Linked DNA regions of Mus musculus: region 2 is linked to region 1. The links are chromatin loops, found by intact Hi-C in ENCODE. Cell type or tissue: left cerebral cortex. All regions are shown on one strand. Each heading gives the region's core, and the rest is flanking DNA. Links, peaks and the distances in the headings are about the cores only. Region 1 holds the start of 2810433D01Rik (RIKEN cDNA 2810433D01 gene). Region 2 holds the start of Hdac5 (histone deacetylase 5).

The links. A loop is a pair of places that touch in the nucleus more often than their neighbours do. Peaks named below come from ENCODE experiments on the same cell type or tissue, not always from the same donor. Only the 100,000 strongest peaks of a DNase experiment are listed, where the experiment ranks them.
Region 2: a loop joins it to region 1, with 9 times the contacts of the local background. A loop is called at or near these places in 1 of 42 quality-filtered maps.

Annotation. Positions count from the first base shown.
Region 1 is chr11:102,623,208-102,627,590 of GRCm38, reverse strand. It overlaps 2810433D01Rik (RIKEN cDNA 2810433D01 gene), which reads left to right and starts at 3,175. Exons shown (of 4, transcript NR_033474.1): 1 at 3,175-3,313. In left cerebral cortex, for the core only: no CTCF peak of the experiment used is centred there; a DNase peak (open chromatin) is centred at 2,457.
Region 2 is chr11:102,227,232-102,231,614 of GRCm38, reverse strand. Hdac5 (histone deacetylase 5) reads left to right here and starts at 1,443. Exons shown (of 27, transcript NM_010412.3): 1 at 1,443-1,610. Mir8101 (microRNA 8101) reads left to right here and starts at 1,465; the gene lies at 1,465-1,575. In left cerebral cortex, for the core only: a CTCF peak has its summit at 2,148; DNase peaks (open chromatin) are centred at 2,104, 3,187, 3,617, 3,951 and 1 more place; H3K4me3 peaks cover 3,295 bases; H3K27ac peaks cover 2,854 bases.

The DNA of each region.
Region 1 (4,383 bases), core at 104-4,103:
CTGCACCATGACATCTCTTCCTCTCCCTCACACACTTACCTAACAGGCCCTTACCTTGGTCAGGAGGACAGCCCGAATCCTCTCAAGCCCCCAACCTGTACCCCAAATCCCAACTGGCATCCCCAGCCAACAGCTCCTCCTTGGGTCCCAACCCACTATTACACCGAGTACCACCCACACTGTGAGTGGAACCTCATCACCACACAGGCCAAACAGCTGGCTGGACCACCTGCCTCAAGAGAGACCAAATGGAGGCAAAAGGAAGGCCAGCCATGGGGGAGGTTCTGAGAGAGAGAAAGCAGGATGAGAGGCCAGGAAGTCTAGGATATTTGAGCTTAAAGGGGTTTTAGGATTCAACTGGTAGCATCTTACCATTTTCTAGGCCCAGAGAGGTCGTGTTTTGCGCAATGTCACACAGCAAACTGGAGAGCGAAAACCTAATCCCTCAGTCCAATGCTCTGTCCACTGTCCTCCCTAGTGACAGGCACCGGGGTACCTGTGTCTAGAAAAGGGTCATTTTTCTGTTCCCCTACAATACAGAGGATCCTCTCTCTATAGTACATCATTTAGTCAGTGCCTCTAATCCCCAGCATCCGTGTTTGGGGAACAGAGAGGAAGGCATCAAAACCAGTCTTTAGAGAACCGGTTAGCTTTGAAGGATTAGCCTTACATAGCTGAAATCTCGACCCCTCATGGGAGTTGAGGAGGAGGGGGGCTGAAGCACGTGAGAGAGAAGGCTAGTGAGGGGCCCTGGGCAGCCATGGAGAGAGCTCTCTTCCTCACTGAGCCCTAAAACTTTGACCACGGCCACAGCTGCAGAGGCTTGTCTCCCCTTCCTGCTTTGGGACTTTGTAGTGCAAAACGTCTCCAGTGTCCAAAGGGTCCCTTCAAAATATCAGAGAATTTTCCATGAAGTGGGACAGGAACACCAAGGTTGGCTGTCACTGGGACAGAAAGAATTGGAATCCTGGGGATGAATGAGGAATGGGGACTTCTGTCCGAGGTTTCCCCAGTTATGCCTCCAAATGCCACCTGTCCTCTTCCCCACAGCCTCTCAGCTGAGTACTTCTTGTCTAAGAGTCTTCCACACTTGCATCCCAGATCACAAGGGCAATGGATTAATATAAGAACTGCTTGTTAAAGAAAGCTGGGAGCCAGGCATGGTGGCGCACGCCTTTAATCCCAGCACTTGGGAGGCAGAGGAAGGCCATTTCTGAGTTCGAGGCCAGCCTGGTCTACAAAGTGAGTTCCAGGACAGCCAGGGCTATACAGAGAAACCCTGTCTCGAAAAAACCAAAATAAATAAATAAATAAATAAAATAAAATAAAGAAAGCTGGGTTTCCGGGTGTGGCAATGCATGCCTTTAATCCCAGCACTTGGGAGGCAAGCAGATCTCAGTGAGTTCGAGGTCAGCATGGTCTACAGAGAGAGTTACAGGACAGCCATGGATGCGACACAGAGAACCCCTATCATGAAAATTCAAAGAAGAAGGAGGAGGAGGGAGAGGAGGAGGATGGAAGGGAAGAAGGAAGGAAGGAAGGAAGAGAGAGAGAGAGAAAGAGAGAAAGAAAGAAGGAAAGAAAGAAAGAAAGAAAGAAAGAAAGAAAGAAAGAAAGAAAGAAAGAAAGAAAGAAAACTGGGATTTAAAGTAGGCCTACATAATTCTGGAAGCCCAAGACCTGCCTTGGACATCATCTAATCTGTATAGGAGACAGAAGCTTTTCATTGGAAGAGAAATGCCATCTCTTCTAGACATACTTAATGTGAAGAGAAAGACATCATAGCCTCTGACCCAGCCAGCCCTCTACCCATTCCTGGCTTCCCAGTGGAGACAGAGAACATGCAGACACATGGGTGTGCATACACACACACACACACACAAACACACACACACACACTTGCATGAGTTTCTAACCTGCAAAGACTCATATACATGGAGTGCAATTGAACTGAACTAACAAACCACCTGCAGTTCTCCCTCACTGGAGATGTGACAGAGCTGACTGGGTGCCATAACTACAATGGGACCTCAGCTCTGCCCCATAAGACCTGCATTGCTGCCTTCCCAAGCATCGTCCCGAGACTGCTGATGTACGCACGCCTCCCCCTGCACACTCCCTAGCACCAGGCTCAAGCACATTTCCCATTGATACTTCATTTGTGTGTGCAACTGACCCAGCCCACACCCAACACGTACGAGCTGCCTAATGCCCAGCGTCCTCAGCGACCAGAGACTGGCGTGCAGTCATTTAAGCTTGACAGATGGCTCCATGCATGGATGCATAAACGGGCGACAAGCATGAACGAGAAGCTTAGCGTGGCTGGGGATAAAGCCAGGGGTGGAGGACTTATCTAGCATGCCCTGGCAATCCAGCCAAACAGCGAGATGCATAGGACAGACTATTCCAATTAGCATATGGGGAAGGGAGAATCAGAGACACGTGGTCTCACAGCTAACCAGTAGAGATGGAACCCTTGCCTGGATTTTTTTGACTTACAGCTTACCAATTTAGAATCAAACCCAGGCCCCTGTTATCCCAGCCTACACCCAAGAGTGCTATGTATGGCCAAGCAGATCATACACTGCACAATCCTCGAATGTACTCCTCCAGCTGGAGCCCCGGTAGATAGCAGTTCCTGGAGCTCTTGCGAGATGTCACCCTCTTGACTGTATGCAGACACCCTGCCTCCAGTCTCTTTCCTGAGCTGCTTTGTGAACACATTTCAAACAGTGGAGATATGAACCCCATACCCCCTTTCTCCACTACCCAGGATGCCAGCCAGAAAGAGCTCTTGAAAGGCAAGAGAGGGTGCTCCAGGAATATACAAAGTCCCTCTCAGGACCAGTAATGTCCCCTGCCTCTCCCAGTAAAAGCTCTTCTGTCAGACCTGGTCACGTCCCGTCCCCCCTACCCCCAGAGGCCTCTGACATTTGCCCACACCTGGCTCTATGATTATAGACATCAGTACTCTGAGATGGGAGGTGTAGATGTCCAGTCTCCTATCTGAGACACAACCACGCGGGGCCTGAGGGCTGGGGCCCACCTCTCCCAACAAAGCCCCCTCCCCCTTCACTCGTGTGCGGGGGCCCTGGCCCCACCCGGGGAACAAGGCTGGGATTAATAAGCGCCCAGCTCCCTCCCCTAATGGGCTCCAGCTGCACAAACATTCCCAGAATTCAGAGCCGGCTCTGTCTGGGGCGGCCCAGGCCTCAGCCCCAGCATTCCTGACCCCCTCCCCCCAAGCCTGGGACAGCTGCTCCGGAACTCAGCAACTGGCTGGGGATCGAATCCCAATTCAGCTTTTCCAGAGGTAGGGGGCACTGAGATGGCTGGGGCTGGGGCTGCTGGCTGGGGGTGGGAGCAAGGAGAAGGGAAGAGAGAAGGAACTTTAAGAGACTCCTCTGATCCTCACGGATCACGGCCCCTCCCCCCCGCACCTCTCCCCTCCTCCAGTGCTGAACGCTCTCTCAGCAGTAGGTATCAGGGGTCTGCACAGTGTTACCTAATTTGTCTCACCAGGCAGTGCCCTTGGCTGGCATGGCCCAGAAGGAGGTAGCAGCCTGTTCTGAGAGGAAAGATAAGCATCTGCCCTTATGTTTAATAAAGAGATCCGGCTGTGTCTTCTCAGACCCTGTGGCCAGGCAGGAACTTGTACAAACAGGTTCTTATCAAGAAGGTGAAAGAGGCCCAGGATGCAGTTGAGTAAAGTGCTTGCCTAACTGAGCAGAGGGCCTGAGTTTGACACTCCCTCCCTCACCCCAAAAAAGGGGGTGTGAAGATGCAGGGGGAGCAGTGAGGTGCATTTGGGGACCCAGGGACAGGAGTCCCAAGGGGACACAGGTATACTGTATTGATAATATAGACCTGTCTTCTTTCCACCTCTCGATCCAGGGCCAGAAGAAGTTGTGCGTGCGCCCTGTACCTGTCGCCCAAAGTTATGCTAGCTGTAGACAATGGTGAGGGTCCATCTAGGGAACTGGGGGACCACATAGGGACTAATGAAAGTATAGGTATGAGTGTGTGTGTGTGTGAGAGAGAGAGAGAGAGAGAGAGAGAGAGAGAGAGAGAGAGACTGCTCAGAAGTGTGTCTATGTTCCTGTTCCTCACACATTCCATAAATGAGTCAAGTACACACTCACCAGGGAAGGCTCCCTGTTGCCTACTGTCCTAGTTAGGGTTTTATTGCTATGAAGAGACACCATGACTACAGCAACTTTTTTTGTTTTGTTTTGTTTTGTTTTTTCGAGACAGGGTTTCTCTGTGTAGCCCTGGCTGTCCTGGAACTCACTTTGTAGACCAGGCTGGCCTTGAACTCAGAAATCTGCCTGCCTCTGCCTCCCAAGTGCTGGGATTAATGGCGTGTGCCACCACGCCCGGCTG
Region 2 (4,383 bases), core at 62-4,061, 400 kb after region 1:
AGAAGGAAGAGGAAGAAGAGGAGGGAGGAGGAGGAGGAAGAAGGAGAGGAGAAGAAGAAAAGAAGGAAGAAGGAGAAGGAGAAGAAAAGAAAAAAGAAAGAAAACGTTTGGTTTATATAACCTAGATTTTTCAGGCATACAGAGTCAGACTCATGAACGTTTGTATAAAGTATTGGAACTAATGGATATTTTGTTTTGTTTGTTTGTTTGTTTTTTCCAGACAGGGTTTCTCAGTATGGCTGTCCTGGAACTCACTCTGTAGACCAGGCTGGTCTTAAACTCAGAGATCTGCCTGCCTCTGCCTCCCAAGTGCTGGGATTAAAGCCGTATGTCAAGGCAATAAACAAAGTCTAAGAGCTTGTCAGGATGACCAAGATACCTGAGCCTACTTCCCTGTCCTAGCCCAAAATCACATTCTTGCCTGAAATCTACTTCTTTGTTCCACCCTAAAATTAGATTCCTACCTGAACTTACTCCCTTGTCATGGCCCAATGTCAGATTCCTGCCTGAATCTCATTTTCTTGTCCTTGACCAATGTCAGATTCCTGTCAAACGCCCCAAAAGCCGCTTTTACACCCCCCACATATGTATAATTTTGAGCATCTGTATGATAACTTACTAAATAGATGTCTCCTAGTTTATTTGCAGATACCTACCTGATGGATATTTATTTAGGTTGTTTCTGACATCTCATATAACAAACAATCTCTTCCTATACTCATTTTGGAGCACAATATTTTCTTAGAATACATTTTTTGCTAGGAAAATTGCTAGGTCATTGACAAAACAATGTAGGTTTAATGATACAGTCATGTTCAGTTCCACTGACGTGGTAGTAGTATGTGTGGTATCAAAGTTGGGGACCAGCGGACTTTTAGGTTCTTGGTCTGTTCCTTTGAAGGCCAGGGACAGTTACAACCTATGCTGGCTTTCTCCAAGGAGTTTCTTTTAACAAGATGCAGCGCTGTGCCATATTAGCACGGTGGGTTAGAGACTTGTCCAAGCTAATCTTTCAGCTTTGACGCGCCTGCAGGGGCTTCCACTTCCAAGGCAGCCCCTAGGATTCCACCCCCCTCTACCCTCCCCCTAACGAGGGAAGGGCGTGTTAGGGAACAGCTCAGGCGGGCAAAGATTGCACCATCCGCCGTTTGAAAAGGAAGTCGAAAAAGCACAGAGAACAAAATCGTAAATCCCACACATCCAGCCCCTGCAGCAGCCGGGGTCCGGGTTCTACTCAGTTCATTACTTGGCGAAGAGATCGGGATCCCTTCTCTGCCACCTCCACCCCAGCCTAACCTTGGGCTGGGCATTGGCCCTTTAAGAAGCTGTCACGGTGGCGCTATTGGTCCCGCCCATCTGAGGGGAGGGCCGAATGGGAGGGGAGGGTTCTCGGTTGAAGCCCGAAAAAGGGGGGGTCTGAGCCTATTTTTAGCTCGGGGTCGGGTCACGTGACGAGAGTGACGTCTCCGAATGTTGTTGTTGGTGGCGGCGGCGAGCGGAGCCGGAGGAGCCGCCGCAAAGATGGAGGAGCCGTCGAGGAGGCGCTGCCGCTGCTGTTGCCGCCGCTGCTGCCGCCGCCGCCCGCGAAGCCGGAGCTCGAGCCGCAGCGGGTGAGCGCGCCGCACCCGCCAGGACCCCACCTCCCACGGCCCCGGGACGCCCCGCAGCGTCCCGTCCTCCCGCCGTCGCTGCCCGCGGGCTCCCCGCGACCCTGTCCTTCCTCCCGGCGCGCGCGCCGAGCCAGCCCGCACCCCCAGGGAGCGTCGCTGGGCCCGGGGAGTGTCGCCTTTGGCTCGCCGCGCGCGCCCCTCCTCATCCCTCCCTTGCAGGGCTCCTTCTCTGCAGGTAAGGGAGGGGCCGATTTTCCCGCACCCCGCACCCCGCGCCCCCAAATGTCCCGCAGACCGGCCGGGGATGTCTGATTTGTCTCCTCCCCGGCGGCTCATAATCCGTTGCAACTGCGATTTGAGCCTTGCAACCCGCATTCTGGGCAGACCCTCTCTTCACTAGACACCCCTTTCTTGTTACTCTGAGGTGAGGGGCGCAGCCCACCCACAGTGCTTCTCCAAGTGGCGAAGAACATACCCTTGATTTTATGTCCTTGACGTCCCTGCAGGTGGAAGAGGACTGCGGGGCCCATCTTACTTGTCTGTGCTATTCACCCCCTCGCCTGTGAGGCGTTACTGCGTTTATTACCACCCTCTTCTGTCTGACACCCTGGAGCTCGGGAAAGAGCTGGGAGATGAATTGGTGATCTTTCTTGGCTAGGGCAGATCTCCCCACCCCACTCCCGCGCCCAGTTTTCATCTTGGGTTTGTTTCTCATGGGGCAGAGGTTCTAATAGTGCCTTGTTAACTTGGGGGAGTCGGCTTCCCCCCTCCCCACCCATCCCTGGGGCCCTCAGGAAGATGAGAACTGGCTGGACGATAAGTAATTAATCTAAGAGCTGGGGGGGGGCGCGGGGAGTGTGTTTCATTTCGGGGAGAAGGTGACCACTTCATGTCCCTGCGTTTGGCCTTCTGAGATGAGCTTTGTCCCTGAAGAGGAAGGATAGCAGCTGCAGTTGCTTTTGGGGTGTGTGTGGTGTGTGTGTGTGTAGTGTGTGTAGTGTGTGTGTGTACCCATCACTCTGGTAGTGACCACTATGCTTCTGGGTCCTGGAATTAGCTTTGGATCTTGGGAATGGGAATGGAGAGAGGGGTTTAGGGATCAGTGGGAGGGGAAGATAGAGTTAGATCCTAGGAACAAAAGGAGGCAGGGATGGGAGATTGGTTTGGGCCAGAAGACCTCTGGCTAATCCTTACATTGGAACCTGTTGGCCCTCCACTTAGGTCCTAAGGTTGCAGGCAGGGAGGGTCTCCCAGGCTCTTATGCCCTCCACACTGGGACCCAAGAGCCCATGCTGGCTGTGGAGATGGGCTACGGATGAACCATGTTGTGGGCTCCTCATTCCAGTCTTCCCTTCTCTTTCCCTTCCTAAACAACAAAGCTTGAGGAGAACTTGGTCTGCCTCTTCCTTCTGAAGTCTTCCCTTTTCTCTCTTTCCTCTTAGACTTGGATCTGGACTAGATCTTGTTAAAGACTGGGAGCCCAAATTAAAGGCGCAGGCTCCCGGCACCTCCTGACACACTACTGCCAGGAGAGACAGGTCCCAGGTGGCACGTGTAGAAAATGTTCGCCCTCTTCCTCGGTGCATCCCCCAAGGATGGTGTAATCTGGAGTGAGGGGGGGGGGTAACAGTGTCACATGCACCACCCACCCCAAGTAGCTGCAGAGATAAGAGCTTTGCTTTCCGTTTCTTGGGGCTGGTAGCTTAGCTGTGTGCTTAGACACGGGACTTGGGAATGGGGGTCATTGTTGTTTTTGTATGGCGGAGGAGGGGGGGCAGCCTTAGGAGCTGGGGGTAATGCAGTCAGTGCCGAAGAACCAGCTGCTCTTCAATAATTAATTCTTCCTACTCACGTCCCTCCGAGGAGGGATGTCTGGAACACAGCATCGGGCTCAGCCAGCCTGCTAGAGGACTCACCCCTGTTGGGGGGTGTGTGTGAGAAAGAGACAGTGGGGGGGGGCAATTCTTGGCGCTTTGGAGCATTGTCTCTTGCTCATGAATGAAAACCCGATGCAGCCAGTGAGGGGGCCTATTGTAGCTGACTTTGGCTAATTAAACTTTCTCTCCCTTTCTTTTCCCCTACCCACCTCACCCCAGCCCCAACCTCAGCCCTTTCTTGAATGAGAGCCTGCCTGGTAGTGCTGGGGAGGGGGTATCATCACACTGAAGTTTGAGGGCAAACAGACCCTGTCTAATGCCCTCTGTCTCCACCTCCTCCCTCCCCCCTCTTTTTTTTTTTTTTCTAGAAATAGCAGCCTCCTCCATCTGGCTTGTGCAGATGCCTGGAGCTGCGTCTGAGCAGACAGAAATGGGCCGGTTGCAAAAATGAATTTGTCAGCCTGGTGCCTTTTTCCCCCCTCCCCTGTTGTCTTCCCCCTTTCCCTAGTTTGGGGCCCGCACAGCTTCTATCCTCCTGGACTTATGTTGGTTCAGCTTGGAGGGAGGCACAAGGCAGTGGAGGCTCCAAGAGGAGGCTGGGAACAGTCGCCTGCTATGGCTGTAGCTGGGAGGGGTGGAGATGAGAAACTGCTGCTGCCTTCCGATGGGATGTCTGGGCTTTGAGCTTTGCCAGGCAGTGAGTGTTGCGGCTAGCGAAGCCCATCTTGGATGCATAGGATTTGGTACAAACTGCTAGTCCTTGTTCTCTATGATCTGGGGAGTAGCCCCTGACCTGAGAGTGACCCTGGGCTAGGAGCTCAAAACTTGGGCTTGCCTCTCTCAGGCTCCATTGGTATGTTGGCAGTGGGAAGCATGGTAGATCTAGAGGGGAATTT